3 separate regions of the Homo sapiens genome follow, and regions 1 and 2 are each linked to region 3. Evidence: chromatin loops called from intact Hi-C (ENCODE). Cell type or tissue: K562. All regions are shown on one strand. Links, peaks and the distances in the headings refer to the core of each region. The heading gives the core; the rest is flanking DNA. Region 1 has its middle 70 kb from the start of LINC02608. Region 2 has its middle 83 kb from the start of LINC02608. Region 3 has its middle 76 kb from the start of MIR3122.

Evidence for each region. Hi-C counts contacts between places; a loop is a spot of excess contacts. Peaks named below come from ENCODE experiments on the same cell type or tissue, not always from the same donor. Only the 100,000 strongest peaks of a DNase experiment are listed, where the experiment ranks them.
Region 1: it touches region 3 in a loop (2.0-fold over the local background); 5 of 110 quality-filtered maps call a loop at or near these places.
Region 2: it touches region 3 in a loop (3-fold over the local background); 3 of 110 quality-filtered maps call a loop at or near these places.

Annotation. Positions count from the first base shown.
Region 1 is chr1:212,209,104-212,220,030 of GRCh38, forward strand. It overlaps a transcript of LINC02608 not described here. Among named protein-coding and RNA genes, the nearest start is that of LINC02608, 70 kb to the right of the region's middle. In K562, for the core only: no CTCF peak of the experiment used is centred there; DNase peaks (open chromatin) are centred at 4,855 and 5,448.
Region 2 is chr1:212,196,330-212,207,256 of GRCh38, forward strand. No RefSeq gene overlaps it. Among named protein-coding and RNA genes, the nearest start is that of LINC02608, 83 kb to the right of the region's middle. In K562, for the core only: no CTCF peak of the experiment used is centred there; a DNase peak (open chromatin) is centred at 6,482.
Region 3 is chr1:212,147,868-212,158,794 of GRCh38, forward strand. No RefSeq gene overlaps it. Among named protein-coding and RNA genes, the nearest start is that of MIR3122, 76 kb to the left of the region's middle. In K562, for the core only: no CTCF peak of the experiment used is centred there; DNase peaks (open chromatin) are centred at 4,564, 5,549 and 5,894; H3K4me3 peaks cover 149 bases.

The DNA of each region.
Region 1 (10,927 bases), core at 1,611-9,610, 61 kb after region 3:
GCAGTTGTTTCTTTGTTATTTACATTATGACTTTTCTTGTTTCTGAGCTGTTGTTGACATTTTGCCTTTATTCTGGCCATTGCTGCCTCCTACCCTGTTTCTAGGAGCACACACCTCACCTCTCTCTCTCAGTGTGCTAGAATGTAGCTCCTGGCCTGACTTATTCGTCTTTATATCCCCAGCACTTAGCACAGTTCCTGGCACCTCCACCTCCTCCATCATGACTGTTGACTGTGTGGAATGGCTTGTTATTGCACTGGCAGTGAGACTCACTTAAAGAAGGTGGCTTTGTTATGGTTTCCCTAAAAGGTGGCTCTGTCCTTATCTGGCTTGGCTGAACAGAGGGCAAATGGGACAGTGGGAGGAGAGGAATCAACAGTTTCCCAGTTTTTCCCCCAGGCAATGTGAAACACCTGGGATTTGGAACCTGAAACCTGAATTCAAGAGACCAAACTTCCACTAACTGGACGAACCTTGGGCCATTTACTCAAGCCCTCTGGACTTCAGTTTGTTTGTATCCTGGAAAATATAATAAGATTTTTCCCTTCCTGCCTTATAATCAAAGAAGCTGTGATGATGTAAGAAATAAGGTTTTGGAAAATGCTCTGTAAAGAACTGTGTGAATGACAGCTATTATTTTTCATAAAGTGATTTCTTTGGTGGGTTCATAGTGTTGTAGCTCAAATGTATTAGGCACCTACTATGTCCTAGGCATAGTGTGAGGTGTTTCAAGAAGTACATAATCAAGATGTAAAAGGAGTGGCGTGAAGACAGCTCAAAGAAGGGAGCCATTCATAGACAGCACCCACCCCGGGGGGTGTCATAGGTGCTTCTGTTGCGAAAACAGCCCAGAGCCTTTCATCCTTTAGAGTTTGAAGTAACATGGAAGGCATCCTCATTTGGCTTCAGGACACCCCCGGGCCAGTCTGTGAATGGCTCCCTTCTTCGGGCTGTCCTCATTTGCACCCAATGGTACTGGCCACCAACTCTAGGAATGTTGAGAATTAACCAAATACGATCTCTGCCGAAGCAACATATGGATCATGGAGACTGTGTGATTTCAATTATCAGTGTCTATTCTATTAATAATAGGTGTTGTAGGAGGAAAAAAAATAATAGTGTCAGCTAAAATTTGCTTTTACAAATAGGCCAGGCACTATTCCAAGTGATTTATATATATATATTCACTCATTTAATCTTTACAAGAATCCTACCAGGTAGGATCTGGTGTTATCCTCATTTTACAGATGGGGGCACTGGGACACAGAATGTTTAAGTAACTTGCCCCAAGCCTCTCAGACTGGAGCTGGGGAGCCATAATTTGAACCCAGGTAGTCTTGCACCAAAGAAAACGAGGCATGCTGCTAACCTTGACAGCAGCCTCTAGGACAGCCCATGGACTGTGCCCAGAAGGAAAAAAAGCATACTCCGAATGACAAAATAAGCTCTGGATGACCTCTTACTGATCACCATCTTTTCCCCAACACAAACTCCAGAAATACCAGGTCATTAGCAATTATGCAAGGGTTGAGGAGGAAGGAGGTTTTCCACTCTTTATTCCATTTCATTATACTTCTTCTTCTTCTTCTTCTTTTTTTTTTTTTTTTTTTTTGAGACAGGGTCTCGCTCTGTCTCCCAGGATGGAGTGCAGTGGGGCGATCTCGGCTCACTGCAACTCACTGCAACCTCCACCTCCTGGGTTCAAGTGATCCACCTGCCTCACCTCCCTAGTAGCTGGGACTGCAGGTGTGTGCTATCACTCCCAGCTAATTTTTTTTTTTTTTTTTTTGTATTTTTAGTAGAGACAGGGTTTCACCATGTTTGCCAGGCTGGTCTTAAACTCCTGACCTCAGGTGATCCGCCTGCCTTGGCCTCTCAAAGTGCTGGGATTACAGGCATGAGCCACCATGCCTGGCCTATACTTCTTATTTAAGAACAACTTGGCCTGGCGCGGTGGCCCATGCCTGTAATCCCAGCACTTTGGGAGGCCAAGGCAGGCGGATCATGAGGTCAGGAGTTCGACACCAGGCTGGCCAATATGGTGAAACCCCATCTCTACTAAAAATACAAAAATTAGCCGGGCATGGTGGCGCGTGCCTGTATTCCCAGCTGCTCAGGAGGCTGAGGCAGAAGAATCACTTGAACCCAGGAGGCGAAGGTTGCAGTGAGCCGAACTCATGCCACTGCACTCTATCCTGGGTGACAGAGTGACTCTTATCAAAAAAAAAAAAAAAAAAAAAACTAAAAAAAAAAAAAGATAAAATCATGACTCTCCTACAGATATAAAATGAAGACATCACTATGGTTTGAATATGTCCCCTAAAAAGCGTATGCTGGAAACTGAATTCCCAGTGCAACAGTGTTGGGAGGTGGAGTGGAGCCTGATGGTGGGTGTTTAGGTCATGAGGGCTCCACCATCATGAATGGATTAATGCTGACTGTGAAAAGACTCGCTGCTGCCAGTCTGAGCTCTCATTCTCATCACGTGATGTCTTCTGCTGTGTTACGATGCAGCAAGGAGGCCCTCACCAGATGCAGCCCCTGAATCTTGGGCTTTCCAGCTTTTAGAACTGTAAGCCAAATACATTTCTGTTCATTACAAATTACTCAGCCTGTGGTATTCTGTTATAGCAGCATAAAATGGACTAAGGCACACATGTTAGGGATTTTTTTTTTTTTTAAAGACTGAGTACTGCTCTGTCGCGCAGGCTGGAATGCAGTGGTGCGATCTCAGCTCACTGCAACCTCTGCCTCCTGGGTTCAAGTGATTCTTCTGCCTCAGCCTCCAGAGTAGCTGGGACTACAGGTGCATGCCACCACGCCCAGCTAATTTTTGTATTTTTAATAGAGATGGAGTTTCACCATGTTGGCCAGGCTGATCTCGAACTCCTGACCTTGTGATCTGCCCACCTCAGCCTCCCAAAGTGCTGGGATTACAGGCATGAGCCACCGCACCCAGCCACATGTTAGGGATTTTTAAAACTCAGAACTGGATTGAATTTGGGGCTTTGCTGCTTACTAGCTGTAGTAACTTAAATGCATTTCTTAACCTATAAAAAGGAGATAGATACCACATGGACAGCAGTGAAGATTAAATGAACCAACCTATGGCTATGAGGAAGATTTCTGATGCAGGTAACAGAGCCCCCAACTTAATATGATATAACACAATAATAAATTATTATATCACATGCTAGGAAGTCCAGAAATATCTCAGGCTCCAGGGGAGAATACTCGGTTCCGCCCTCCCGTAGGTGTTACATTCATCCTTAGGTTGATAACAAGATAACTGTAAGAGTTTCAGGAATCTCATCTAGAAATAAAAACCAGAGAGAAAGGTCATCTCTTTCTGTGTCTCTTTCACACAATCTTTCTTTTCCAGAACTTTCCTTCATGCTTCATTGGCCAGTGTTTTGTTATTTGACCTTTCCTCAACAAGTCCTTGGCAAGGGAGATGGAAATATCATGACTGGCTTAGACTAATCAATACTTACTTTCGGAATTGGAATGGGGTCACCTTTCTCTGGGTTTCAAAAGGAAACAATAGATGAACAAAATTGAGGTTCTGTTAGCTAAAATGGAAGAATGGAGAAATAGAAGTTGAGTAGGCCACCCGTAGGTTCCACTATCATCAGCAAATGCCCAGTATAAAGATTAATACCCAGCAGGTATATGTCCAAGAAATGTTAGTCATCACTTTTCTCAGTGACACCTGAACGTGATGTACAAAGACTGGTTTGAAGGCACATCTTCATGCAGCTCTTAACTCAGAAATCAAGTCATCTGACAGGTGCCGATGAAAATTTTTTCAGAAACTTCAGATGGACAGCTTCCAGAAGTAGATGCTGGCTCTTCACAACTTGCCGCACATTGCACAGCACATTACGTTGCCAAGCAGGTATCTTGGGATTGGTGGGTTGCTCCTTCTGCTTAGAGGCCCCAAGCATCTGGTGTTTCTCTCTTCTGTGTTGGCGGATCCTCTGAACTTTGATACAGTCTTCATTCCACAATTGGCAAAGAAAATCTCCTCTGGGATACAGCCCACACACGCCTCACGCCTGGGGAGGCATGACTCCCGGCCCTGTCCTTTCACTTCAAATGAAATATAATAAATATGAAAGGAAACCAAAAGACAGGCAGACAAAAAGCATACTCAGAAAGACAGAATGAGAAAACACATATACGCTCACAAAAGCAAGGGAGAACAAAAGAGGGCAAAGGGCAGACATCTCTGTGTCCACTGGAGCTCTGAGGAATCAGAATTTCTAAAGCTTTTTTTTTTTTTTTTTTTTTTTTTTTTTTTGTTGAGACAGAGTCTCGCACTCTTGTCCTCCAGGCTGGAGTGCAATAGCATGATCTCTGCTCACTGCAACCTCCGCCTCCAGGGTTCAAGCGATTCTCCTGCCTCAGCCTCCCGAGTAGCTGGGATTACAGGTGCCCGCCACCATGCCTGGCTAATTTTTTTTGTATTTTTAGTAGAGAGGGGTTTCACCGTGTTGGCCAGGCTGGTCTCGAATTCCTGACCTCAGGTGATCCGCCCACCTCGGCTTCCCAAAGTGCTGGGATTATAGGCCTGAGCCACCGAGCCCGGCCTCTAAAGCTATTTTTTAAAATGTAAAGATTTATGAGTTATCCTCTCCTTCCTGATAGCCCTCTTTTCAGCAGTTACTTTATTCGTATTGAGGCAGGAGGATGAACAAAGGATCTTTCCTCCTCAAGAAACACCCCCTCCTTCCTCAGTTCCACACCCCTGCCCTAAGAATCCATGACTCCAGGAAATATTTTCAGATAAAACAATTCCAGTTACTGGAAAATTGCAAGGCTTTCCTCTGTGGGTTTACAACAGCCTGGCCTCTGACCCACCAATAAAAGAGATTTACTAAGTGATAGTAACACCTTTCATGTAGTCTCAACATGAGGCAAGTCACTTTATCTGTCTCAATCCAGGCTCCTCAGGCTCATAATGGTGAAGGTTGGAATGGATTAGTGGTTTTGAGTGTATGTGCGTATGTTTGTATGTACATGCATATTAAACTATGTACATCGTATATAGTTTATGTATATGACCCTCCTTCACAGGGGCTCTGAAGGGAAATGGTGACCCTAAGGAGACCCATTTCTCTTCTCTGCTTTCCTTTGTCCCCTTGGTAATGACTTATCTCCTTCCTTCCCACACTGGGGCACCTGACTCAGTACAGACTCTTCTTCCTTCAAGGCATCTAGCTCAAAGGACTTGCCTCCCCTCCTTTTTACATGGGGAGCTATTACATATTAAACAACAGAACATCATTTCAAATGCCAACATCTTATGTGGCACTTCAACATAAAAACAGGTAAAGGCAAGTGCTTTAATTGAAGGAAGGTGAGCATGGAAGGAGTGGAGTAAGAGCAGGAGGAGTCTTTGAAATCCTTATCTTTGGCCACAGCAGCCTCTTGAAGTGTGGCCCCAGGTGGGGCTTCCTCGGGCAATTTGATAACCATTGATCTAGCTACTCTCTAAGGCATTGTAGATCTAAAACACAAAGGTCTTGCTCTGTCTTTATCAAAAAGAAAGTCTGATTCCTCCCTGTGGATTCACACAGTAGCACAACATACCTTGAAGTGGAGAAGGAAGACAAGAGCCAGGAGGGCAAAAATCTCCTTCCTAACTCCATTTCTATCTTCTTTGGAATTCTGAAAAAAAACAAACAACAACAAAAAAAAGATAGTGAATGGTACAGGGAATAATATAACTCATACCTACCACCTGTAAGGTTAGCGGAGAGAAAGTACAAGAAAGAGACCCAAGGTTAAGTGAGGAAGTTTATTAACCTACTGGCTGCCCACTTAACAGTCAGAGAGGAAGCAGCCCCAAGCTTACAGAATGAGGGGTTTATATTGGGGAGGGGAGTTTGAGGGAGTTCTTTGGTGTGGCCACATCCCAAGGTTGTTTGCTGGTTAATTTTGCCACATATCACCTTGTGACGTTTATTACAGGAGGGTGTAGGTAAAGTTTGTTTATGCTTCCCATAACCTCCCCCTTTGCTGTCTGGATGGTTTGTAATTGGAGTTTGCTTATTACAGCAAGGTCTGGTAAGTGAAATCTGCTGGCTTCACCGCGGTGCCTAGATAAGGGCTTAGAAATGTAAAGTGACTTGGGGGAAGGAGAAGAGTTGCAGAGCATTAGCGGGAGAGGTGGGCAGCACGGAGAGGTTTGAAGGGGAGTGTCGGCAGTACCAAGAAGCTTTTGGGGGCAGTTTGTTTCTAACACCACCCATAATCATAAAATGACAATTTGACATATTTGTCTCAGATAACTTTTTTATTCTTTTATTATTTTTTTTGAGACAGGGTCTTGCTCTGTCGCCCAGGCTTGAGTGCCATGGCATGATCTTGGCTCACTGCAACCTCTGCCACCCGGGTACAAGCGATTCTCCTTCCTCACCCTCCCGAGCAGCAGGGATTACAGGCCCACACCACCATACCTGGTTAAGATAAGTTTTTGTTTGTTTGTTTGTTTGAGATGGAGTTTCACTCTTGTTGCCCAGGCTGGAGTGCAGTGGCGCAATCTCGGCTCACCACAACTTCCGCCTCCCGGGTTCAAGCGATTCTCCTGCCTCAGCCTCCCGAGTGGCTGGGATTACAGGCATATGCTGCCATGCCCGGCTAATTTTGTATTTTTAGTAGAGATGGGGTTTCTCCATGTTGATCAGGCTGGTCTTGAACTCCTGACATCAGGTGATCCGCCTGCCTCGGCCTCCAAAAGTGTTGGGATTACAGGCGTGAGCCATTGCACCCAGCCATTGCACCCAGCCGATAAGTTTTTTTAAAGTAAAGAAAACCTGGCAGATGAAGTTCTCTTAGTTCATCACTCTAATCCTATTTTCCTCCTTCTCTCTTCAGTTAAACGCTACCATGACTGACTAATGCCTGCCCCCAACTCCCCCACCCAAAAGATGTTCACTTACCAACCCCTGGAGCCTGTAAATATGTTGCCATGGCAAAAGAGATTTTGCAGATGTAATTAAGGATTTTGAGATGGGGGAGATTATTCGGGTTAGCCAGCTGGACCCAATATAATCACAAGGGCATTTATTGGAGGGAGGCAGGAGGTCAGAGGCAGAGAAAGAGATGACACAATGTTGCATGAGGTCGGTGATGATGAAGCAGAGGCTGGTAAGATGCATCCAAGAGCTAAGAAATGCAGGCAGCCTCTAGAAGCTGGAAAAGGCAAGTATTCTCCTTTAGATCCTCCAGAAGGAACACAGCCCTGCTTACCAACTGTAGACTTCTGTGTTGTTTCCAGCTATTAAATTTATGCTGATTTGTTACAGCAGCAATAGGAAACTAATACAATGAGCTGGGTGAGTTTCCATCTGCTCCATGGTTTTTTTTTAATGTTTATTTACTTACTTATTTATTTATTTATTTATATGAGATGGAGTCTTGCTCTGTCACCCAGGCTGGAGTGCAGCAGCACGATCTCGGCTCACTGCAAGCTCCACCTCCCGGGTTCACACCATTCTTCTGCCTCAGCCTGCCGAGTAGCTGGGACTACAGGTGACGGCCACCATGCCCGGCTAATTTTGTTTTTGTATTTTTAGTAGAGACGGGGTTTCACAGTGTTAGCTAGGATGGTCTTGATCTCCTGACCTCGTGATCCGCCTGCCTCAGCCCCCCAAAGTGCTGGGATTAGAGGTGTGAGCCGCCGCACCTGGCCTCCACGTTTTTTACTTGGACTAGTTGGATAGACACATAGAAATAGAGAAGATAATTTTGTTTTATGTACAGTCACCTGATGTTTTTGAGAATATCCATTTGACATGTAAATATTGAATTCATCCAGTTTAATTGCAATATGGTATTTTGTCATGACTGTACCACAGTTTGTTTATGTAAGTCTCTAAAATGGACTGGGTGCATGGCTCACGCCTGTAATCCCAGCACTTTGGGAGGCCGAGGCAGGTGGATCACGAGGTCAGAAGATCAAGACCATCCTGACTAATACAGTGAAACCCTGTCTCTACTAAAAAATACAAAAAATTAGCCGGGTGTGGTGGTGGATGCCTGTAGTCCCAGCTACTCGGGAGGCTGAGGCAGGAGAATGGCGTGAACCCAGGAGGCGGAGCTTGCAGTGAGCTGAGATCATGCCATTGCACTCCAGCCTGGGCAACAGAGCGAGACTCCATCTGAATAAAAAAAAAAAAACTGTCTTAGTGAGCTTGGGCTGCTATAATGAAAAATCATAAACTGGGTGGCTTAAACAACAATGTATTTCTCACAGTTCTGGAAGCTAGGAAGTGCATGATCAGGCACCAGCAGATTTGGTGTCTGGTGAGGGGTTTCTGGTTCATAGACGGTGCCTTCTAGTTGTGTCCTTACCTTGTAGAAGGGAGGAATGAACTCCCTTGGGCATATTTTATGGAGACACTAATCCCATTCATGAGGGCTTCACCCTCAAGACCTCATCTAATCCTAATTACCTCCCAAATATCACATCTCCTACTATTGTCACATTAGGGGGTAGGATTTCAATATATGAATTTTGGAAAGCCTAGAGCATTCAGTTTATAACAATAACACATGTTTATTCTAGTTGATTCTGTGGCTAGTTGGGTGATTCTTCTGGTCTGAACTTGTTTGGTTGGGGCTGGATGGTCTAGGAGGGCCCCACTCATATGTCTGGCCTCATGTGGAATCCCAGGACTGTGGGTAGGGCTGGAGCTTCTTTCCGTGTAGTGCTACCAGGAACAGCTTGTTGACATGGTGCCAGAAGGGTTCCCACAAGCAAGAGCCTCTGCTTGCATGACATTTGCTATCATCCCGTTGGCCAAAGAAGGTCATATAGCCAAGCCCAAATTCAGCAGGTAGAGAAACAGACTCTACTGCTTTTTGAGAAGCGGGGCAAAATCACATTGCAAAGGAGCATGCATGCAGAGAGACAAGATAAATTGGAGGGTATTACTGTAACAACCTAACTTAGCTGATAATAAGAATCCAGCTTCTAGTGTGCTTAGAAATCTCAAAATTCATCTCAATTCAAAAAGTATGCTCATTTTCAACTATGGTCTCTGCATGCCGTAAAACTTAACTTCTTGTGGCATGCCAGGCTACTTCCCCCAGGAGCCTTTCCCGTGCTGTTTGCTCTGCCTGGAATGCTCCTCCCCTCTCCGTGCCAGGCTAATTATTATATTTCCTTTAAGTCCCTTCCTAAAGTCACTTCCTTAGGGAGCCTTTCCTGACTCTTCAGACCAGGCCAGGTCTCCTGTTCTACACACTCAGGGCACCACAGATGCTGTATTTACAGCACGTACCACCACTGTCATGAATTACTTTGTTGTACAATTATTTGTTTAATATCAGTCTCTCTCTCTTTCAACCTCAACCAAAGGAGCTCCAGGGCAGAGACTGGGTCTATCTTGTTCACTGCTGAATTGCCAGCATCTAATACAATGTCTAGCATGGAGTAAGTGCTCAGAATTGGAGGAATAAATGGATGAACCTATGAATGAATGGCCTGCAATGTGCTCAGCATGGAATAGGCCTGTTTAAAAACAGGTTGGAGTAGCAGATATGGAAAACTGCAACCTGGTGGGGAGTGAAGACTGAGTTGTACAAAATGATTGAGAACAACTCAGAACCAAATAGAGGGTGAAATACCAGATGCTGGGCTGCAAATGCCATGGAGATTGGGAAGAAGGGATCAGGATAGATCAGGTGGTCACAGAAGGTCATAGAGGGTAGCATTTGAGTGAGGTCCAGAGGAGGAGCAAGATTTCGAGGCAAGGATTTAGAGGAGGAGCAGGACTTAGAGGCAGTTTGTAAGGAGGCTAATATATTAAGGTCATGAGTTTGCTCCTCTGTAGTTCCTATTCTACTCATATCCTCATAAGCTCTTTATCATAAGAGAAAGTAGGCAGGAGAGTAAGGGGAGACGGTTCAGTGGAGCCAGTCCTACTGTTATTGAAACAGCTCCAGGAGGTTATGTTTCAGAGGAAACTGCAAAGTTGTGTCATCCACACATGCAAAAAACAGCTCATTTAGAGACCAGAGAGATTCCTCTGAGCCACTGAAACAGAACAACGGTAAACATCTGCTTCTACTCTTCTGGAAACATTGTGGTTTGGATGCTCTGTCTGTCACTCCTCTGCTCTTTTGCTTTTAACTATTTATTATGAAAACTTCCAAACCTACACAAAGAAAAGAGTTTAAGAAATTCCATCACCAACTTCAAAAAACATCAATACTTTGTCACATTTGTTCCATGTCTCTCCCTCCCAACCCTAAGTTTTTTTTTCTCCTGAAGCATTTTAGAGCAAATCCTAGATACCATGTTATAACACTCCGAAATACTTCAATACAGATATCTAAAAGAAATAAGGGCATTTTCTTATGTAACCACAACACCTTTTCATACCCAACAAAATAAAGCATAATTTGTCAACATTCTTTAACACCCAGTTCATATTCAAAATTTCTTGATTGTCTAAAAAAATGTCTTTTTACAGTTGGTTTCTTTGAATCAGAATCTAAACAAGATCCTCACATTAATTTAATATCTCTTAAATCTCTTTAAATCTAGACTTTGGACGTTCTCTTTCAGCTGGGGCTTTCTTTACCAACAACCAGCCTCAGCCCTCGCAGTCTTTATCTCGCTCCTGGATTGGCAGGGAGCTGAAAGATCAGAAGCAGGAGGAATGAAGTCAACACAGTGAGAGGGTGGGAGGGATGGTGTGAGTATCAGATGCCTAAGATCTTATGAAAAAAAATTCCTAATCAGCTTCAGAAGAAACAGATTAGAATAAGAGACTCTTAAGAACTGGAGTTGACCTGCATGCTCTCCTAACACCTAAGAATGTCAAGAATTTACAGAGATTATAAGAGGCTGATTCCTGTGGGCAAGAGAGGGAGGGCAACAGAAAGGAAATCACGATGAATCTAATGGACA
Region 2 (10,927 bases), core at 1,533-9,532, 49 kb after region 3:
AAGTGTCTGGATCATGAGGGTGGATCCCTCATGGCTTGGTGCTGTCTTTGTGTGCTGTCTTTGTGATAGTGAGTTCTCATGAGATCTGGTCATTTAAAAATGTGTGGCACCTCCCCAGCTCACCCCAACTCTCTCTCTTGCTCCACCTTTCACCATGTGATTCCCCTGCTTCTGCTTCGCCTCTCATGAGTAAAAGCCCCTAAGGCCTCTCCAGAAGATGAGGAATGTCAGTGCCATGACTGTACAACCTGCAGAACTGTGAGCTAATTAAACCTCTTTTCTTCAAAAACTACCCACTCTCTGGTATTTATTCATAGCAACACAAGAATGGCCTAATATACCCACAGATCCACAGATATCAAAATCCACACATACGCAAGTCCCAAAGTGGGCCCTGACGAACTCAGCCATACACAAAGTCAGCCCTCCCTATCTGCTGGTTTCAAATTTCTCCAATACTGTATTTTCCATCCACATTTGGTTGTGAATGTGGAACCTGCGGATACAGAGGGCTGACTGTATTTATAAAAAAAATCTGCGTATAAGTGGACCTGTGCAGTTCCAACCTGCATTGTTTTTTTTTTTTTTTTTTTTTTTTTTTTTGAGACAGAGTTTCTCTCTTGTTGCCCAGGCTGGAGTACAATGGCACGACCTCGGCTCACTGCAAGCTCCGCCTCCCAGGTTCAAGCGATTCTCCTGCCTCAGCCTTCCGGAGTAGCTGGGATTACAAGCATGTGCCACCATGCCAGGCTAATTTTGTATTTTTAGTAAAGACGGGGTTTCTCCATGTTGGTCAGGCTGGTCTCAAACTCCTGACCTCAGGTGATCCACCCACCCCGGTCTCCCAAAGTGCTGGGATTACAGGCGTGAGCCACCACACCCGGCGCCCCAACCTGCATTGTTGTAGGGTCAACTGTACCGCCTTCCTTCCAAAGAATACAGTATGAAAAGCAGGAGATGGAGTAACTTTACAGTGGAGGTGGTTAAGGTCAAAATCAACAGTGATAAATTGTGTTGACAGTATATACCCTTGAATGATGTGATGAAAATAGTACCTTATCTCTGTGATCTTCTTGTTAAAAAAACCCATGATCTCAGTCACACAAGAAAAACATCAGACTGAGCACAGTGGCTCACGCCTGTAATCCCAGCACCTTGGGAGGCCAAGGTGGATGGATCCCCTGAGGTCAGGAGTTCAAGACCAGCCTGGTCAACATGGTGAAACCCTGTCTCTATTAAAAATACAAAAATTATGCTGGGCTTGGTAGCTCACGCCTGTAATCTCAGCACTTTGGGAGGCAGAAGTGGATGGATTATGTGAGGTTAAGAGTTTGAGACCAGCCTGACCAATATGGTGAAACCCTGTCTCTACTAAAAATACAAAAAGTAGCTGGGTGTGGTGGCAAGCACCTGTAATCCTAGCTACTTAGGAGGCTGAGACAGGGGAATTGCCTGAATCCGAGAGGTGGAGGTTGCAGTGAGCTGAGATCGTGCCACTGCACTCCAGCCTGGGAAACAGAGAGAGATTCTGTCTCTCAAAAAAAAAAAAAAAAAAAGAGCCGGGCACCATGGCTCATGCCTGTAATCCCAGCACTTTGGGAGGCCAAGGCAGCTGGATCATAAAGTCAGAAGATGGAGACCATCGGCCGGGCGCAGTGGCTCATGCCTGTAATCCTAGCACTGGAAGGCCGAGGCGGGCGGATCACGAGGTCAGGAGATCAAGACCATCCTGGCTAACACGGTGAAACCCCGTCTCTAGTAAAAATACAAAAAAAAAAATTAGCCGGGCGTGGTGGCGGGCACCTGTAGTCCCAGCTACTTGGGAGGCTGAGGCAGGAGAATGGCGTGAACCCAGGAGGCAGAGCTTGCAGTGAGCCGAGATCACACCACTGCACTCCAGCCTGGGTGACAGAGCAAGACTCCGTCTCAAAAAAAAAAAAAAAAAAAAAAAGAAGATGGAGACCATCCTGGCCAACATGGTGAAACCCCATCTCTACTAAAAATACAAAAATTAGGCCAGGTGCAGTGGCTCATGCCTGTAATTTCAGCATTTTGGAAGGCCGAGGCAGGCGGATCACGAGGTCTGGAGTTTGAGACCAGCCTGGCCAACATAGTGAAACCCCGTCTCCATTAAAAATACAAAAAAATTAGCCAGGTGTGGTGGCGGGCACCTGTAATCCCAGCTGCTCGAGAGGCTGAGGCAAGAGAATCACTTGAACCCAGGAGGTGGAGCTTGCAGTGAGCCGAGATCGCGCCACTGCACTCCAGCCTGGGTGACAGAGCAAGACTCTGTCTCAAAAAAAAAAAAAAAAAAAAAGATCCAATGACACTATGATGCAAATAAAGTGTTTAATGCAACAGCTGGTCTCGCACAGAGGTGCAGTTCACATTTACTGAATGAATGAGTGAGCAGATGAATAAAAGTTTCATGTGGCCTCTACCTCCAAGGGACCCCAGCTTGTCCTTCAACAGTATTTATTGGAAGTGCTAGGGAGGATTCGCTTGGAAATTTAATTTTGCCGGGTGCCGTGGCTCATGCCTGTAATCCTAGCACTTTGGGAGGCCGAGGCAGGCAGATCACGAGGCCAGGAGTTCAAGAGCAGCCTGATCAACATGGTGAAACCCTGTCTCTACTAAAAATACAAACATTAGCTGGGGGTGGTGGCATGAGCCTGTAATCTCAGCTACTTGGGAGGCTAAGGCAGGAGAACTGCTTGAACTCGGGAGGTAGTTGCAGTGAGCCAAGATCACGCCATTGCACTCCAGCCTGGGCAACAAGAGCGAAACTCCATCTCAAAAAAAAAAAAAAAAAAAAAGAAAGAAAAGAAAAAAGGAAAACATCAGACAAATCCCAATGGAGAAACATTCTACAAAATACCTGACCAGTACTCTTCAAAACTGTCAATCAAGGTTGTCAAAAATATAGTGAGAACCCATACGAAGTTTGAAAAAAAAAATTAGCTGGGAGGCTGAGGTGGGAGGATCACCTGAGCCTGGGAGGATGAGGCTGCAGTGAGCTGTGACTGCACCACTGTACCCCAGACTAGGAGACAGAGCAAGACTTTGTCTCAAAAAAAAAAAAAAAAAACTCAAAACAAAGCAAACAAACAAAAAGCAACAAATAAAGTCTGAGAAACCATCATAGTTAAAAGGGGCCTGAGGGGGCCGGGCATGGTGGCTCACGCCTGTAATACCAGCACTTTGGGAGGCCAAGGCAGGCGGATCACCTAAGGTCGGGAGTTCAAGACAAGCCTGACCAATATGGTGAAACTTCGTCACTACTAAAAATACAAAATTAGCCAGGCGTGGTCTCACATGCCTGTAATCACAGCTACTCAGGAGACTGAGTCAGGAGAATCGCTTGAACCCAGGAGGCAGAGGTTGTGGTGAGCCGAGATTGCGCCATTGCCCCATAGCCTGGGCAACAAGAGCAAAACTCCGTCTCAAAAAAAAAAAAAAAAAAAAAAAAAAAGGTGGGAGAGAGCCTAAGGAGACACAACAACTAATGTCTTGTGGCATCCTGGATAAGCCCTGCAACAGAAAAAAAAAAAATCAGGTAAAACCTAAGGAAATACAAAGCAAGTATGGACATTAGTTAATAACAATATATCAATGTTGAGTCATTAATTGTAACCAATGTGTGATACTGATGTAACACATTAAGAATAGCAGAAACTAAGTGAGATGTGAGCTGTGACTGTACCACTGTATCCCAGTGGGAACTCTCTATACTATCTGCAATTTTTCTGTAAATCTAAAATTATTCTTAAAAATGATGTTTATTTTTTAAAAAGATATTGCATACACTTAAATGGTTTTTACCCTACAGTATCCACTTGCCTTTAGAAATGGTGTGTCTATGGCTGGGTGTGGTGGCTCATGCCTGTAATCCTGGCACTTTGGGAGGCGGAGGAGGGAGGATCATCTGAGGTCAGGAGTTCAAGACCAGCCTGGCCAACATGGTGAAAACCCATCTCTACAAAAATACAAAAATTAGCCGGTCCTGATGGTGGGTGCCTGTAATCCCAGCTACTTGGGAGGCTGAGGCAGGAGAATTACTTGAACCCGGGAGGCAGAGGTTGCAGTGAGCTGAGATCATGCCATTGCACTCCAGCCTGGGTGACAGAGCGAGACTCTATCTCAAAAAAAAAAAAAAGAAAAAAAAAATGGTATGTCCACATAAGCATGGTGGGTGAAGTAAGTATCCATGCCTGTGCATAGTGGGAACTTTAAGGATGGGGGCAACACTTACCAGTCACTGATCATCTCTCCCTGATCACCTGACTGGGTAGTATTTGTCAATCACATTATGTTGTGTGATTTCAGCATGTATGGTTATGCTAGTCAGGGTTTGTTGTAGACTAAATATTTACACACCCATTCTCTGAAATTCTGTGATTGGTAGAAAGAGGGTGTGGGATAGTGGTTATTTGAGTTCACTTGGCTGCCACAGCAAAATACCGTAGGCTGGTGGCTTAAATGGAAGTTTATTTCTCATAGTTCTGGAGCCTGGGAAAACTGATATGAAGGTGCTGACAAGGTAGGTTTCATTGAGTCCTCTTCTCTTGGCTACCATCCGACTGTGCTCACATGACCTTTTCTTTGAGTGTACATGCAGGGTTTGGGGAGAGCTCTTAGGGGTCTCTTCTTATAAGGGCACTAATCCCATCATGAGGGCCCCAGCCTAATGACCTCATCTAACCCTAATTACCTTCCAAAGGCCCCATCTCCAAATAACATCACATAGGAGTTCAGGCTTCAACATATAAATTTTGGGAACAAAATCTATATTTGGGAACAAACATTAAGTCCATAACAGTAGTGAAGACCCCCAGGCTTTGGAGCCAAACTACCTTGATTCAAATCCTAACTTTACTCCTTACTAGTTTTGTGACTTTGAACAATTTACTTTGTGTCTGTCCTTCCATTTCCTCATCTGTAAAATGAGGGATATTAACAATGCCCACCTTGCAGATTGCCTTAAGGATTAAATGCAGCAATGTATATAAAGTGCTTAGAACAGTGTTGGCATGTAAATATCAGTCAGTGAATGCTATCTATTATCATTGCTATGATGTAGTTCATGAGCTCCTATTAGTATTTTTCTTTTTATAGAAAAAGTGTTGTGAAGTCAGATATGCCTGAGAAATGCTGCAACGAACAATGGGAAAGTTTTTTAAAAGGGTTTGAGTAGGGAGGGTCTACCTCTAGTGTTTTACTTTCTCTGCAGATGTACCCATCAAAGACACCCAGCAAGAATTGGCCATTTCCTTCCTTTGTTCATTACCTCATTAGTCGGCATAGAATATTATGTATTTGGCACGTTCTGATTTTAACTTAGGGAAAAAAGCTGAAGTTACACATTCAACTATATAATATTATTGTTCTCAGTGCCACCTCATATTCTTTTTCAGAGGCAGAGAATATGTAAATAAAAGCAGACATCTAGTAAATACAGCACTTAGTTATACATTCAATTTCATTTGAGTTCCAAGTACAATTTTAATTTCTTAACAAATGCCTACTTTTACTCCATGGTTAATTTTAATGGTCATTTTATTCCTCATCTAATACACATACCATAAATTTACTATCATAACCATTTTTTAAGTGTACAATTCAGTACAGACTGTATTTTTATTGTTAATGCTTGTTTTATGGGCCGACCTGCATTTCATTTGTGGACTGTGTAAACACAACATATACATAGCTCTCTCTCTCTCTTTTTTTTTTTTTTTTTTTTGAGATGGAGTCTCGCTCTGTCACCCAGGCTGGAATGCAATGGCACGATCTCAGCTCACCACAACCTCCACCTCCTGGGTTCAAGCAATTCTCCCACCTCAGCCTTCTGAGTAGCCAGGATTACAGGTGTGTGCCACCACACCCAGCTAATCTTTGTATTTTCAGTTGAGACAGGGTTTTGCCATGTTGGTCAGGCTGGTCTGGAACTCATGACCTCAGGTGATCCGCCCGCCTTGGCCTCCCAAAGTGCTGGGATTACAGGCATGAGCCACTGCGCCCAGCCTTTTTTTTTTTTTTTTTTTTTAATTATCAGATGCCTGGTAACCACACCCAAAGGAAAGCTATGGAATGTTCTGTTGTTTTGCTTTTTTTTTTTTTTTTTTTAATGGCTCAGCTCTGTTCAGGAAAAGGTTTAGTTTTCTAAGAAAATTCCAATAATCTGAATAATGATAATTGCTGTCTAAACCTCCCTACATAGTTGACGATGCATTGTTTCTCTCATACCTTATCTTTTGTATAAAAAGATAAACATCTCTTTGGTTCTGTTTGCCTTCTGGTAAGGAAAGAAGTTGCACAGAGAAAGGCTGTTCTCCGGCTAAGAAGGAACCAAGAAGAAGTTGCCAACATGGAGAGGCCCAGGGCATGCTGGAGAGGGAAGCAGAGAGGCCCAGGGCATGCTAGGAAGTAAAGCAGAGGGGCCCAGGGCATGCTGGGAGGGAAGCAGAGAGGCCCAGGGCATGCTGGGAAGGGGAAATGGAGAGGCCTAGGGACCTTGGCTGCTAGACAGCTTGCTATTCCAGGCTCCTCTTGAAAGCTCTTGTGCTCAGCTAGCTAGTCATTGTGACTCAGCTCTGCCTGCGAAGCGCCTACAGTCTAGTTGAGAAGGTAAGGTACATAAGTATAACTATATTAAAAAGCAGTTCGAGGCCACATTTAAATATATCAGCAAGTGAACAATACAGACAGTAAAAGCAGAAATCCTGTGAGTTGGAAGGTTAGAGGAAGCTTCGTGGGAGAAGTAGGATTCTCGATGAATCCTAAAAGATGGGTAGATTGTTGGAGAAACGGAGATAATTAAGGTCCCACTGCTAGGGAGATTGTATATAAGCAGAGGAGGAAATGAACGCAGCATGTTGGGAAAACCTATATTTCCCAAGCTATTTTATTATTGATTTTCATCATCTCCTGAACTTCAGTTGATTGGATTGGTTTTTGCCATTTTGTCATCATTCCTTAAATCTCCAGCGCAATCTCCAGCATTTACCTTTCTTTATTTCTGTGGACGAGAAACAGATCTGTCTTTTTGCCTTTTGGGGCACTGGCTTCCTGAGTGTAGAAGTCATGACTGTGATGTGCAGTATGCCTGGGAAAAATAAAAGGAGTTACTCCTTGCACCCAGGGTTAGACTTTCCTCATGGCAAGAGATTTTGGGGAATAGTTTTCGGCAGTGATCCCATCTTCAAACACTTCTGGGATACTCATGACTAGCTAACTCCTGCTGGCGGCTGCCTCCCATCACTGACCTCGAGTTTCTCCAGGAAGAGATCACATGTGGGGCTTCCATGACTGCGTTTATGCAACAGCAACACTGACCAGTCTGGCCACAGAATCAGAACTGGCTCAAGTCTGGACCCTGAAGGCATTTATCAACTTTCTGGTCTCTCTTGAGCTTCTAGGGTCTCAACCATTATCCTGGCCAAGGGATTTAGCCAAGAAGAAAGGGCATCTGGGCAAAATGCCATTAGGAAGGTTGTCCGCCAGGAAACAACACACGCTTTATTTATGGTCTTTCCTTTCCCCCCATCAAATCAGATTTTGCTTTCTCCCACTACTGAGGTGACAGAGACAAAGACTTGTGTTTAATATGCAAAAGCAGTAGCTTACATCCAAATTGCTATTATCCCTGCAAAAAGACTTCTTTCAGAGCTTTACAATCCTTTTGCTATTTACTTTCTTGCGTGGGTTACATTTACCTATTTTTTGCTGCGAGTTTTATATAGCTTAATCACAGAGAAAAAGAAGCAGTTCTATACTACTATTTCTTTTTTCTAACCAGTCATCCCATTGAATTTTTATTAAGAAAAATTCTACCTGGATGTAAAAAAAATTTTACATGAAGGAATTGCAAATAAGTATAAGAATTGCACATATGCATAAAAATAATTGTATTTTATTTTATTTATCTTACTTTCCAAAAGATGATAAAATCACTGACATATGCAAGTATAAAAGCACTATACGCCCTCAATTTTTGTTGGTTTCCTCTCTGTAAAATGGAAGGTTTGCCCTGCATAGATTATTTTTAAGTTTCCTTTGAGTTTAATATTCCTTGGTCCTACAGGAGGATATGGTGCTGTTGTTTTTGTTGGAAATTCAAGATGGTAGCATATAAAAAGAGGATTAGACAGAGAAACAGAAATTTGTCTTGGAGTAGACTGGCAACTACCATCTAAGACCCTTTTCTGTCTGGACAGGTCTTTGAATGGTCAGCATTAGCATAAGTGGAAGTAAGTCAGCAATTGCTCCATATTCACCTGGAGTTTAAAATTGGCAGCCAAAGGTTGCAAACTCAAATGCCTCCAGGGTTTGGAGGTTGGTACTGTAGGTGGGGGCCTGAGGGGAATGGTAGGAACCCCAGTCTGTAGGAGAGTGCTTGTCTCCTCCTTAAAAGTATCTAAGTAAATAAATAAATAAATAAAGGTGGCCCAAACACACAGACAAATCTCTGACTTTATTTAGCCTACAGGCTACTAGTTTCCTACCCTTAAATTCCATATCAGCCTATCTGTTCATTTTTTAAGTAAAGAATCTGAGGGACAGTAATTTGCCCAAGGTCAGACAGCAATTTAGTAGTATAGCAAGGCCAAGAAGCCGGACGTTTTGCTCTCTAAGTCAGTGTTCTTCCGTCTGGTTCTCTCTCAGCTCAGATCTGTCCCAGCAAGCAAGCCTGCTGATTGTCTAAACACTGAATAGACTGTGGCTTTGCTGCCTTTACCTGAACATTGTTTATAACAATAGCTACTTCATAAAGGTAAAAGTAGATTGCTATGGTTAGAATATGTGCCACAGAAATTAATGTGCTGGAGACTTGATCCCCAATGCAACAGTGTTGGAGGCGGGGCATAATGGGATGTGTTTAGCCCCAGAGGCTTGTCTCTTTCAAGCCCTTTTGAATGGACTAATGCTGTTATAAAAAGGGCTCATGGGATTAGATTCTTCCTCCCACCTTTCTTTCTCTTTCCTCTCTCCCCACCCCCCACCCCCAACTTTTTCCCTTCCATCTTCCATCTAGAAAGGATGAAGCAGGAGTGCCCTCACCAGATGCCAGTGCCTTGGTCTTAGACTTCCCAACCTCCAGAACTGTGATAACATAAATTTCTGTTCTTTATAAATTACTGTTCTTTATAAATTACTCAGTGTCAGATATTCTATTATAGCAGCACAAAACATACTAAGACATAAATCTATGTTAAAGTCACTTTCAAAAAGTGTTGATATGTTATTAATTCATTATTAAATCATGAACACTCTAGAACAGTGCCATTCAACAGCTCCATACTTAATTTTAAAGGACTTAGTAGAAACATTTTAACAAATAAAATCAATATATCAAAAATATCATCATTTCAACTTGTAATAAATATATAAAATTATTAATGGGATATTTACATTCTTTTTTCATAGAACTCTTCAAATCTGTTGAGTATCTTATAGTACATCTTAATTCAGACAGCCACATTTCAGGTGCTTGATAGCCACATATGGCCAGTGGCTACCATATTGGACAGTGTGGTTCTAGAAGGTTCCTTGTTTCATTCTCACCCTACTCACAGCCAACCAGGGAAGGGAGAAAGTTCCCAGAGGCTTGTCTCTTTCAAGCCTTCTATTGTTGGTTAATTAAATCCCTAAGCAACGGCTGAGTCACTTGCGACTGTGGAAGACAATTTAAGAAATCTATCTCAAAGCCAAGAACATAGCTCCCCACGTAAAAGGAGGGGAGGCAAGTCCTTTGAGCTAGATGCCTTGAAGGAAGAGTCTGTGCTGAGTCAGGTGCCCCTATGTAGGAGCGAAGGAGATAAGTCATTGCCAAGGGGACAGAGGAAAGCAGAGAAGAGAAATGGTTCTCCTTACGGTCACCATTTCCCTCCAGAGCCCCTGTGAAGGAGGGTCTATGGTGCTTAGTTCTCACTAAGAGAACTAAGCTCTCCATGAGGCAGGTACTATACTATTCTCATTTTATAGAGGAGGAAATCCAGGCAGAGAGGTCATGTACTTGCCTGAGGTCATGTAGCTAGTAATCAGCAAAGCTAGTGCTCAACACTCAGGTATGATGGACTTCAATACCAATTTCTTTTTTTTTTTTAATTTTGAGATGGAGTCTCGCTGCTGTCACCCAGGCTCGAGTGCGATGGTGCGATCTGGGCTCACCACAACCTCCGCCTCCTAGGTTCCAGCAATTCTCCTGCCTCAGTCTCCTGAGTAACTGAGATTACAGGCGCCTGCCACCACGCCTGGCTAATTTTTGTATTTTTAGTAGAGATGGGGGTTTCACCATATTGGCCGGGCTGGCCTTGAACTCCTGACCTCAGGTGATCCACCCTCCTGGGATTACAGGCGTGAGCCACCGCACCCGGCCTCAATACCTATTTCTTAACCACTGGGCTATATTAGGAAGTTCTGACACCATCTCCAAATATCACAGAGGGCACATGAACTTTTGCATAAAATGTGCATGAATGTTTGGTGTTTACATACAACTTATTACTGTCTACATGACTGAATGGTCTATTTTCAGGCAAATTTCCATCTAAAACAGTATCACTCCTTCCCAACACAGTTGGTTGCTTCTTAATCTTTCTTTTTGCTATTCATTTTCACCCATCCACTATTTCTGGTGGACTCCTGGGAGCAAAACTGTATGGGAAAATGGGAGACTCACATAGCAAAGAAGTAGGAGGTGAATGCCAGGAATCAGCAGGGCTGGCTATCTGTATAGGATTTGGCTGAATGTGGCATCTGATCTGGGATGGAAGAGGAGGGGAATATCACACATTTTGTTTGTCTCAAAATATCCTATCAACCTCAGTCCTGTAATTAGTGAGTTATTCCCACCAGGTAATTCATTTCACCAGAGGAAAGGCGTTTTCTCCAGAAGATCCCATTGAAATGAAGCAGGCCTAATGGG
Region 3 (10,927 bases), core at 1,401-9,400:
CAAGGAGTTTGTTTGTTCATTAACCAGCTGCTTCAATTTGCCTCTAAAACTCAACTCCCCACCACACCCCCGCCCCACCGCAGTTCCCTTTGTTTCTGCCTCACAGTGTTTCTTTTTCTTTTTTTTTTTTTGTTGAGACGGGTTCTCACTCTGACGCCAGGCTGAAGTACAGTGGTGTGATCTCAGCTCACTGCAACCTCCGCCTCTTGGGTTCAAGCGATTCTCCTGCTTCAGCTTCCCAAGTAGCTGGGACTACAGGCGTGTGCCGCCACGCCTGGCTAATTTTTTGTATTTTTAGTAGAGGCGGGGTTTCACCATGTTAGCCAGGATGGTCTCGATCTCCTGACCTTGTGATCCGCCCGCCTCAGCCTCCCAAAGTGCTGGGATTACAGGCGTGAGCCACCGAACCCAGCCTACAGTGTTTCTTCTTAGAAGGGTAGGGAGAAATTTGTTTTCCTTAAAGTCAGAGCATGTGGTGTTAATTAAAATGCAACTTAAAATTTACCTCATCTTTGTTATGGGTTAAAATATATTCCCCCAACAAGATATGTTGAAGTCCTAACCTCTAGTACCTCAGAATGTGAACTTATCTGGGAATAGGGGCATTGCAGATGAATTCAAGTTAAGATGAGGTCATATTGGAGTAGGGTGGGCCCCATAATCCAGTACAACCAGTGTCCTTATAAAAAGAACAGGCAGGGCTGTTCTTTGGGAGGCCGAGGCGGGTGGATCACCTGAGGTCAGGAGTTCGAGACCAGCCTGACCAATATGGTGAAACCCTGTCTCTACTAAAAATACAAAAAAATTAGCCAGGTGTGGTGGCGTGTGCCTGTAATCCCAGCAACTCGGGAGGCTGAGACAGGAGAATTGCTTGAGTCCGGGAGGTGGAGCTTGCAGTGAGCCGAGATTGTGCCACTGCACTCCAGCCTGGGCGACAGAGCAAGACTCCGTCTCAAAAAAAAAAAAAAAAAAGAGAGAACAGGTAGACACACAGGGAGAAGGCAACCCCTGAAGACACAGGCAGAGATTAGAGCCATAACATGCCTGAGGCCACCAGAAGCTAGGACAAGGCAAGGAAGTATCCGCTACATTCTTCTAAGGGAGTATGGCCCTGCCAACACCTTCTAGCCTCCAGAACTCTGAGAGAATACATCTCTGATGCTTTAAGTCATCTGGTTTGTGGAACTTTGTTTGGAGATCCCTAGGAAACTAACAGAGCCTTCAAAACAAATAATCTGCACACAGCGGGAGCCTCAAAAATGGATGGACTGACATATAATAATCACACCAAGCTCTTGTACAATGTAAAAACTTTACTTCTCAAAATCGTTTTGTTAGCAACGGCTAATCTGTACAGGTCTGCAGCAACCTCAATTCTTGCCTCCTCAGAAAGAGTTCCACCAACGGGCGTAAGGCAGAGGGAGAAACTGAGGCAAGTTTTAGCATAGGAGTGAAAGTTTAAGTTTCAGAGCAGAGACCGGGCGCAGAGGCTCACGCCTGTAATCCCAGCACTTTGGGAGGCCGAGGTGGGTGGATCACGAGGTCAGGAGATAGAGACCATCCTGGCTAACACAGTGAAACCCCGTCTCTACTAAAAAGACAAAAAAATTAGCTGGGCATGGTGGCGGGCACCTGTAGTCCCAGCTACTCCAGAGGCTGATGCAGGAGAATGGCGTGAACCCAGGAGGTGGAGCTTGCCCTGAGCCGAGATCATGCCACTGTACTCCAGCCTGGGCAACAGAGCGAGACTCCATCTCAAAAAAAATAAATAAATAAAAAATAAATAAAAAAGTTTCAGAGCAGAAACAAAAGGAAGTACACTTGGAAGAGGGCCAAGCGGGTGACTTGAGAGATCCAAGTGCATGGTTTGACCTTTGACTTGGGATTTTATACCTTGGCATGCTTCTGGGGACCTTGCCCCTGATTCTTCCTTTGGGGTGGCTGTCTGCATGTGTAGTGGCCTGCTAGCACTTGGGAGGGCCGCATGTGTAGTGTGTTTACTGGAGCTAAACACATGTTCACTTGAGCATTCTTCCCTTACCAATCAAGTGTTCCCAGAGAAAGATCATATGCCAGTTGAACTTTGCCATTTTGGCTAGGTGTAGTGGCTCACGCCTATAATCCCAGCACTTTGGGAGGCCGAGGCAGGTGGATCACCTGAGATCAGGAGTTCAAGACCAGCCTGCCCAACATGGTGAAACCCTGTCTCTACTAAAAATAAAAAAAAAATTGGCCAGGCACGGTGGCTCACGCCTGTAATCCCAGCACTTTGGGAGGCCGAAGTGGGCAGATCACGAGGTCAGGAGATCGAGACCCTCCTGGCTAACATGGTGAAACCCCTTCTCTACTAAAAATACAAAAAACTAGCCAGGCGTGGTGGCAGGTGCCTGTAGTCCCAGCTACTCGGGAGGCTGAGGCAGGAGAATGGCGTAAACCTGGGAGGCGGAGCTTGCAGTGAGCTGAGATCACACCACTGCACTCCAGCCTGGGCGACAGAGCGAGACTCTGTCTCAAAAAAAAATTTTTTTAAATAAATAAATACATAATAAATAAAAAAATAGGCCAGGCGCAGTGGCTCACTCCTGTAATCCCAGCACTTTGGGAGGCAGAGGTGGGTGGATCACGAGGTCAGGAGATCGCGACCATCCTGGCCAACATGGTGAAACCCCGTCTCTACTAAAAAATACAAAAATTAGCCAGGCGCAGTGGTGTGTGCCTATAATCCCAGCTACTCAGGAGGCTGAGGCAGGAGAATAGCTTGAACCAGGGAGTCGGAGGTTGCAGTGAGCAGAGATCAAGCCATTGCACCCTAGCCTGGCAATAGAGCGAGACTCCGTCTCAAAAAAAAAAAAAAAAAAAAAAAAAAAATTAGCCAGACATGGTGGCGGTTTCCTATAGTCCCAGCCACTCTGGAGGCTGAGGCAAGAGAATTGCTCGAACCTGGGAGGCGGGGGTTGCCGTGAGCCCAGATCACACCACTGCACTCCAGCCTGGGTGACAGAGCGAGACTCCCTCTCAAAAAAAACAAAAAAAAAAAACTCCGTCAATTTAACTCTTAGTGCTCATGCTTGAGCCCACTCACCCACCTCCTGAGATCTTATCAGGAAGCTGCTGATCACCAGTTTCAGGTATTTCTATTGGGAGACTGCCCTTACCTGGTGCGGCTGCGACCAATTATCATCTGAGAGAGACAGCTTAACACCTGCCTGACCATCACCTGATGATCACCTGACTTTCCTGGTGGGGGTGGGGGACAGTTCTGCCTGCTCATGTCTGTTCGGCTACCTACTGTAAAACTTTCATCTCCATTATCTCATTTTAGCCTCGTGATTACTTGGTGACACAGGGCAGATTTCATGATCCCCCATTTTACGGAAGCAAAATATGAAGCTCAGGATATAAAATCACTTACCCCAATCATACCTTTAGTATCTCTGTGGCTTAGAAGAATACAACTAGTAACAGAAATTCAAATCTAGCTTTGTTCCTGACTAGATGTATATGGTCTTTAGTGAGTTACCTAAACCTATAGTATCCAAACTTTGTGATTTCAAGTATAGTTATTATTTTATTTTATTTTTTATTTTTTTTGAGACGGAGTCTCACTCTGTCACCCAGGCTGGAGTACAGTGGCACCATCTGGGCTCACTGCAACCTCCGCCTTCCAGGCTCCAGTGATTCTCCTGCCTCAGCCTCCTGAGTAGCTGGGACTACAGGTGCAGGCCACCACGCCTGGCTAATTTTTGTATTTTTAGTAGAGAGGGGGTTTAGTCATTACTTTCTTTACAAAGAGCTTTAGGCCAGGCACAGTGGCTCATGCCTGTAATCCCAGCACTTTGGAAGGCCGAGGTGGGTGGATCACCTGAGGTCAGAAGTTTGCCACCAGCCTGGCCAACATGGTGAAACCTTGTCTCTACCAAAAATACAAAAATTATCTGGGCGTGGTGGTGGGTGCCTGTAATCCCAGCTACTCGGAAGGCTGAGGCAGGAGAATCGCTTGGACCCGGGAGGCGGAGGTTGCAGTGAGCCGAGATCACGCCACTGCACTCCAGCCTGGGAGATAAGAGCGAGGCTCCATCTCAAAAAAAATAAAAAAAGAGAGAGAGCTTTAAAAATCAGCTACCATCTATGATCAACATCACTGCACAAAAGAAATGCCATTTTAATATTAAGAACAAGGAAGACCATGATATCAAAATTAAGAGCTCATCTTTTAAATTAAATAAATTCCGTTTGTTTTATTCAGTTTATTCTAAAAATAAAAAGAGACTACTTTGTCCTTATTTTCATTTTTTGGAAGACTGACAAATATTCCTGTTGATTTTCTTCTATCTCTTAACATTTTATGACGATCTGACTCAAGCTCCGATTCTCTTTCCACTAACACAGCTGGAAATGGGAACCCATGGGTTTGGGTGGTAAAGGCCAGAATGCTCTAATTAGAGAAGCAGGCTGGATGAATGTCCAGGTTCTGTTCTGAAACCACACCATCCCCTGTGCCCTGATAAATCAACCAACAGTTGTTTTGGTAGCCCCAGATAAGCAGCGGGAAGAGCTGACTTCCTCTTAGAAAATGACTCCTTTGTATTTCTGGCAAAACAGCTTGGGATTTGATGTGCAAACTGCAGCCTGTTCTCTCCTGGTACCTTCTGCTATCAGGCCAGTCATGACTGGCTTGGCTTTCACCCTGAGTGAAGAGCTACTGGGTCCATCGGGCTGTTTGCTCCCTGCCTACTGCTGTTCCAGGTCACAGTTTGGAAAAATAGCTTGGAGAATCCAATGCTTCTACAAGAGGCTCCCTGCCACTGGGCTCAACCAGGAGCTTGCTTGTGAGCCACAGCTAGTCAATGACTTTACTATTATGAATGATAAAAATAAACATCTTTTGCACATCTTTTAAAGTAGTTTTTAAAACCCACTATCTTTTTAGGATAACATCAATGCTCAGGGAAATCTTCATGAAAGAATAAGAGATAGAACTGGTTTACCCTGAAAAATGAATGGTATTTGGAAGGAAGTTGGAATGGGAGGATGGGAATAGGGTGTGGAGGGCAGAAGGTGCAGGGACACACAGGAGCTGAGGAAAGGCATGAAGGGAGGAATACTGAATTCTCATGAGGAGAAGAGGGGGCGAGGTGCAATGGCTCATGCCTGTAATCTGAACACTTTGGGAGGCCGAGGCAGGAGGATCACTGGAGGCTGGAGTTTGAGACCAGCCTGGCCAACATAGCAAGGCCTTGTCTCTAAAAAATAAAAATTACCTGGGTGTGGTAGCACACTCCTATAGTCTTAGCTACTCAGGAGGCTGAGATGAGAGGATTGCTTGAGCCCAGGAGTTCCAGGCTGCAGTTAACCATGATCGCACCACTGTACTCCAGCTTGGGCAACGGACAGACCCTGTCTCTAAAAAAGGGGGGTTAAAAAAAAGGAGAAGAGAGAATGAACTGGTATGGGCCAGATGTGTGATCTCTCAAGCTTTTGAGGAGGACAGACTTGGTCAAACCCTAGCTCAACCACTTACTGGTGCTATTACCTCCACCCTCCACCTCCTGCCCCTCATTGTGAGGGAAAGCTCTTTGAGGCCAGAAATGTTAAGTGATCATGAGGAGTAGGGAAACGCCAGAAACATAATGAGTCTGACAGGGATTCTTCCTATTAAAAAGTTATTCAGGGAAATAGAAATAGTCAAACTACCTCCACCCTCTCTGTCCTTTGATCTGGGTGTTTCTATCCCCTCCTTTTCCTTGAGAGAGGTTTCAAGGTTTAAAAAAAAAAAAAATCCATGGACATCAATAGGTCTTCAGACAAATTTGATCCCTCTAAGGCAGTTTGACCAAACCACCAAGCCAAGAAACAGTCCCTCTCCCTTGCTCTCAGGCAGGGACATAATAAGGGCTAAGGAAGTGACCTCCTTTCAGGAAGTAGGTGGACATATGACCTAAAATTCAACCCTTCTCTTCTTGGAAGGAACTTATCATCTAAAGGAGAAAAGCTTTAAAATGTGCTCCCTTTTCAGTGCAGAAGGAAAGAAGGAGTGGGAGAAAGAATTTACTGTCCTGCAGTAGTATTTAGAATATAGAGGAAAAATATTTTCTAAAAATGGACAACCTGAGTGAAGAGTTTGTAGCTTTAAAGATACCTTTCCCTGGAAGTTTTAGCCTCTACTTTTTTAATTGTCCCAGTTGGAAACCTGGGGAGATTTTTATCATCTGTGAGGTCGAGCTGTTTATTTATTTACTATATTTTTCCCATCACCTCCTGTTGCAACTGCTGCAATTCATACTGGGTGGTGTGTGAGGAGATGAGGCTGGGATTAAGAGGGGAAAGATTGGCAAGGAAGCCAACCTATGAAACAGAGAAAGATTGGGGCACACTGCTAAATGAAAGTGTATTTGACTTTCCATGACTTTATTTAAATTTGCATTTTTTTATTATGAAAATAATATATGTGGCCAGGAAGGGTGCCTCAAACATGTAATCCCAGCAATTTGGGAGGCCAAGGTGGGTGGAGCACTTGAGGTCAGGAGTTCGAGACCAGCCTGGGCAATATGGTGAAAGCTCATCTCTACTAAAAATACAAAAATTAGCTGGGTGAGTTGGTGCACACCTGTAATCCCAGCTACTTAGGAGGCTGAGGCATGAGAATCGCTTGAACCCAGGAGGTGGAGGTTGCAGTGAGGTGAGATTGTGGCACTGCGTTCCAGCCTGGGCAACAGAGCAAGACTCAGTCTTAAAAAAAAAAAAAAAAGACAGAAAAGAAAAGAAAACCTGAAAATAATATTTGCACCTATTCAAATTTCTATTTTGTGATGATTAATTTTATGGGTCAACTTGAATGGGCCATGGGGTGCCCAGATATTTGGTTGAATATTATTCTGGGTTTGTTTGTGAGGGTGTTTCTGGATGAGATTAACATTTGAGTCAGTACACTGAGTCGAGTAGGCTACCCTCCATCATGCAGGTGGTCCTTGTTTAATTAATAAAAGGCCTGAATAGAACAAAAAGGCTGACCCTCTTGCAAGTCAGAGGGAATGCCTCTTGTTTGGCTGCTTGAACTGGAGCATCAATCTTTTCCTGCTTTTGGACTTGAATTGAAATATTGGCTTTTATTGAGTCTTGAGCCTTGAGCCTGCCAGCTTTTGGACTACAATTATGTCATCAGCTTTCCTAGGGAATGTTATGGACTGAATTGTGTCCCCCTAAAATTCATATGTTGAAGATCTAATTCCCAATGTGACTGCACTTTGAGATAGGGCTCTTAGGAGGAGATTAAGATTAAATTAAGTCAGAGGGTGGGGTTCTAATTGGACAGGATTGGTGGCCTTATAAGAAGAAGGGAGAGAGAGAAATCTTTCTCTCTCTCTCTGCCATGTGAAGACACAGCAAGAAGGTGGCTGTCTGTAAGCCAGGAAGAGAGCCCTCACCAGAAAACCATACTGGCACCCTAACCTCAGACTTCCAAACTCTAGAACTCTGAGAAAATTGTTCTGTTGTTTAAGCCACCCAGTCTGTTGTATCTTGTTATGGCAGCCCAAGCTGACTAATACACATTTTATTACCCCATGTAATAAAAGTAATTTAAGTACCCAGTGTAAAATAAATATAAATGCCTAGTGTAGAATTGTTCTCTTCCTCAGATAAGACCATGGTAAGCAGCTCCTTGTACATTTTTATAAAAAGTATGTATGCATATATAAGAATGTATCTTTTCTGTAAAAACAAAACAAAACAAAACAACACAACACAACACATACAGAATCATGCTATACATACTGTTATACATCTTGCTTTCTTCACCTAAAAATCTTCTTTGGCGATCACTCTTTATCAGTAGTATGATCATATGTCCCAGTTTGCCTGGGCCAGTCCTGGTTTACAGTTTTTGTCCCAGTGTAATTATCAGTAGAATCCCTTCCCACTCTCAAAAGAATCCTGGTTTGGATAAATCTCATAGTCACTCTATTTATCAGGCAAAATGAATCTGCCTTTTTGCTTTTAGTAAGTTTCATGGAATGGCGTATCACAGATACGTCAACTGTAACTAAATCATCTATTTATGAATAGTTATTCCTAGTTTTTTTTTTGTTTTTTTTTTTTTATGGAGGCTTGCTCTCTCCCAGGCTGAAGTGCAGTGGCATGACCTCTGCAACCTCTGCCTCCCAGTTTCAAGTGATTCTTGTGCCTCAGCCTCCGGAATAGGTGGGATTACAGGGGCCTGCCACTAGGCCCAGCTAATTTTTGTATTTTTAGTAGAGACGGGGTTTTGCCAGGTTGCCCAGGCTGGTCTCAAACTCTTGGGCTCAAGCGATCCACCCACCTCGGCCTCCCAAAGTTCTGGGATTACAGGCGTGAGCCACCTTGCCTGGCCCTTAGTTTTTAACTATTACAAAGAATTCAGCAGGGAGCCTCCTTCCTCATTCCCTTGAACCCCTGTGAGAGCACATGTGGAAGGCAAATTCTAGCAGTGAAAATTTCTGGGTCAAGAGTTTGTGCCTTTTACACTTTTCTGTAAAATAATATTATTTATTTATTTATTTATTTATTTATTTATTTATTTATTGAGATAGAGTCTCACTCTGTTGCCCAGGCTGGAGTGCAGTGGCAAAATCTTGGCTCACTACAACCTTTGCCTCCTGGGTTCAGGTGATTCTCCTGCCTCAGCCCCTCGAGTAGCTTGGACCACAGGCGTGCGCCACCACGCCGTGCTCATTTTTTTTTTATTTTTAGTAGAGATGGGTTTCCGCATGTTGGCCAGGCTGGTCTTGAACTCCCGACCTCAAATTATCCGTCCACCTTGGCCTCCCAAGTGCTGAGATTACAGTCATGAGCCACCACCCTAGGCCAAAATAATATTTTTATTTACTTTTTAATTGAAGTGTAATACGGCAGATCTTCAAACAATGTTGTTGTTTCATTATAACATTGATGAGAATAAAATGGATTCCCTGCTGGGGCTGCTGTCTGTGTGGAATTTGCATGTTTCCCCCATGTCTGCGTGGTTTTCTCCGGGTATTCCGGTTTCCTCCCACATCCCAAAGCTGTACCCGTGATGCTCATTGGTGTGCCTCAATGGTCCCAGTCTGAGTGAGAGTGGGTGTGTGTGTGAGTGTGTCCTGCGATAGGATGGTGTCCTGGCCAGGATGGGTTCCTGCCTTGTACCCCAAGCTGCCGGGATGGGCTCTGGCAACCAGAGATCCTGAACTGGAATAAGCGGGTAAATAGTGATCGTACTTGATTTTATTAATCTTCCTTAAATGTACTTATATGTAGCTCACATTTATTTAAACATTTCATATTAGAAGTGTTTTTGTCTTTATTTAGAAGCTGTTTCTGCGACCAGAAATATGCCGAAGGAACTTAACTCTTGTTTATACCCATTAGCCTATGGTAAAATTGGTTTCACCTAAAGTCTCAGTTTCCAAGAACCTACCGGGGAAGTTGTAAAGACTTACTGCATTTCATTGTATGACTATGCCAATTTATTCATCCACCATTGACATTTTGAACTCTAGCCAAATTCTTCTTCATGTGGGAGGAACTTCAGGCAGAGGAGCCAACCCAGGTGAACCAACCCAGATAGCTCTGCACACCTGCCTCACTCAGAGCCCAGGTCCTCCCACAGCTCTTTGGACGGATCAGGTCATTGCCCTCCTCACACAGTTCCAGTAGATTTCCTGCCTGGCTCCTTTCCTTCTCCTGAGGGTACCAAGCCCTCTTCCTCCAGAACGCATTGGCTGACTCTTCCACCACCGTGCCCACGGCGGGAGGGAACTTCTGGGGATCCCCACAGCATTCCCTACTTCTCATGTCCCTGCACACATCACTTGGAATTGTAATCCCTTCTTTAATTCCCATATTTCCAGTTGGACTGTATTTATTTCCTATTGCTACTATGAGAAGTTACCACAAAGTCAGTGGATTAGAAAGTATACATTTAATGTTCTATAGTTCTAGAGGTCAGAAGTCTGAAATGATTCTCACTGGGCTAAAATCATGGTGTCAGGTGTTCCTTCTGGAGGCTCTAGGGGAGAAACTTTTCTTGCCTTTTCTGGCCTTTAGAGACTGCCCTTGTTCCTAGGTTCCCTGGCCATCTTCAAAGCCATCAGTGGCTGATCAAGTCTTTCTCATATCACATCATTTTAACACTGAACTTCCATGTTTAAGGATCCTGTGATCCCACTGGGCCCGCCTGGATAATCCAGGATAATCTCCTGATTTTTTTTTTTTTTTTTTTTTTTTTTGAGGCAGGGTCTCACTCTATCGCCCAGGCTGGAGTGCTTGTGGCACAATTACGGCTCACTGAAGCCTTGACCTCCTGAGCTCAAGCAATCCTCCCATCTCAGCCTCTCAAGTAAGTGGGACTACAGGCACGTGCCACCATGCCTGGTTAATTTTTTTAAAAAAATTTGCAGAAACGAGGTCTCACTATGTTGCCTAGCTGGTCACGGAACTCCTGACCTCGCGGGATCCTCCCACCTCAGCCTCCCAAAGTGCTATGATTACAAGTATGAGCCACCACACTCAGCCAATCTCCCTATTTCAAAGTCAGTTAATTAGCAACCTTAGTTCTGCTTATAATCTAAATTCCCCCTTGCCATGTAGCATAGCAAAGTCATAGCATCTGAGGATAAGAATGTGTACGTCTCCAGGAGCCATTATTCTGCTTACCACAGACTCCAAGCTCTGTGAGGACAGAAATTATATCTCACTTTTTTTTAAGATGGAGTCTTGCTCTGTCGCCCAGGCTGAAGTGCAGTGGAGCGATCTCAGCTCACTACAACCTCCACCTCCCAGGTTCAAGCAATTCTCCTGCCTCAGCCTCCCAAGAAGATGGGATTACAGGTGTGCACCACCATGCCTGGCTAACTTTTGTATTTTTAGTAGAGGCAGGGTTTCACCATTTTGGCCAGACTAGTCTCGACCTCCT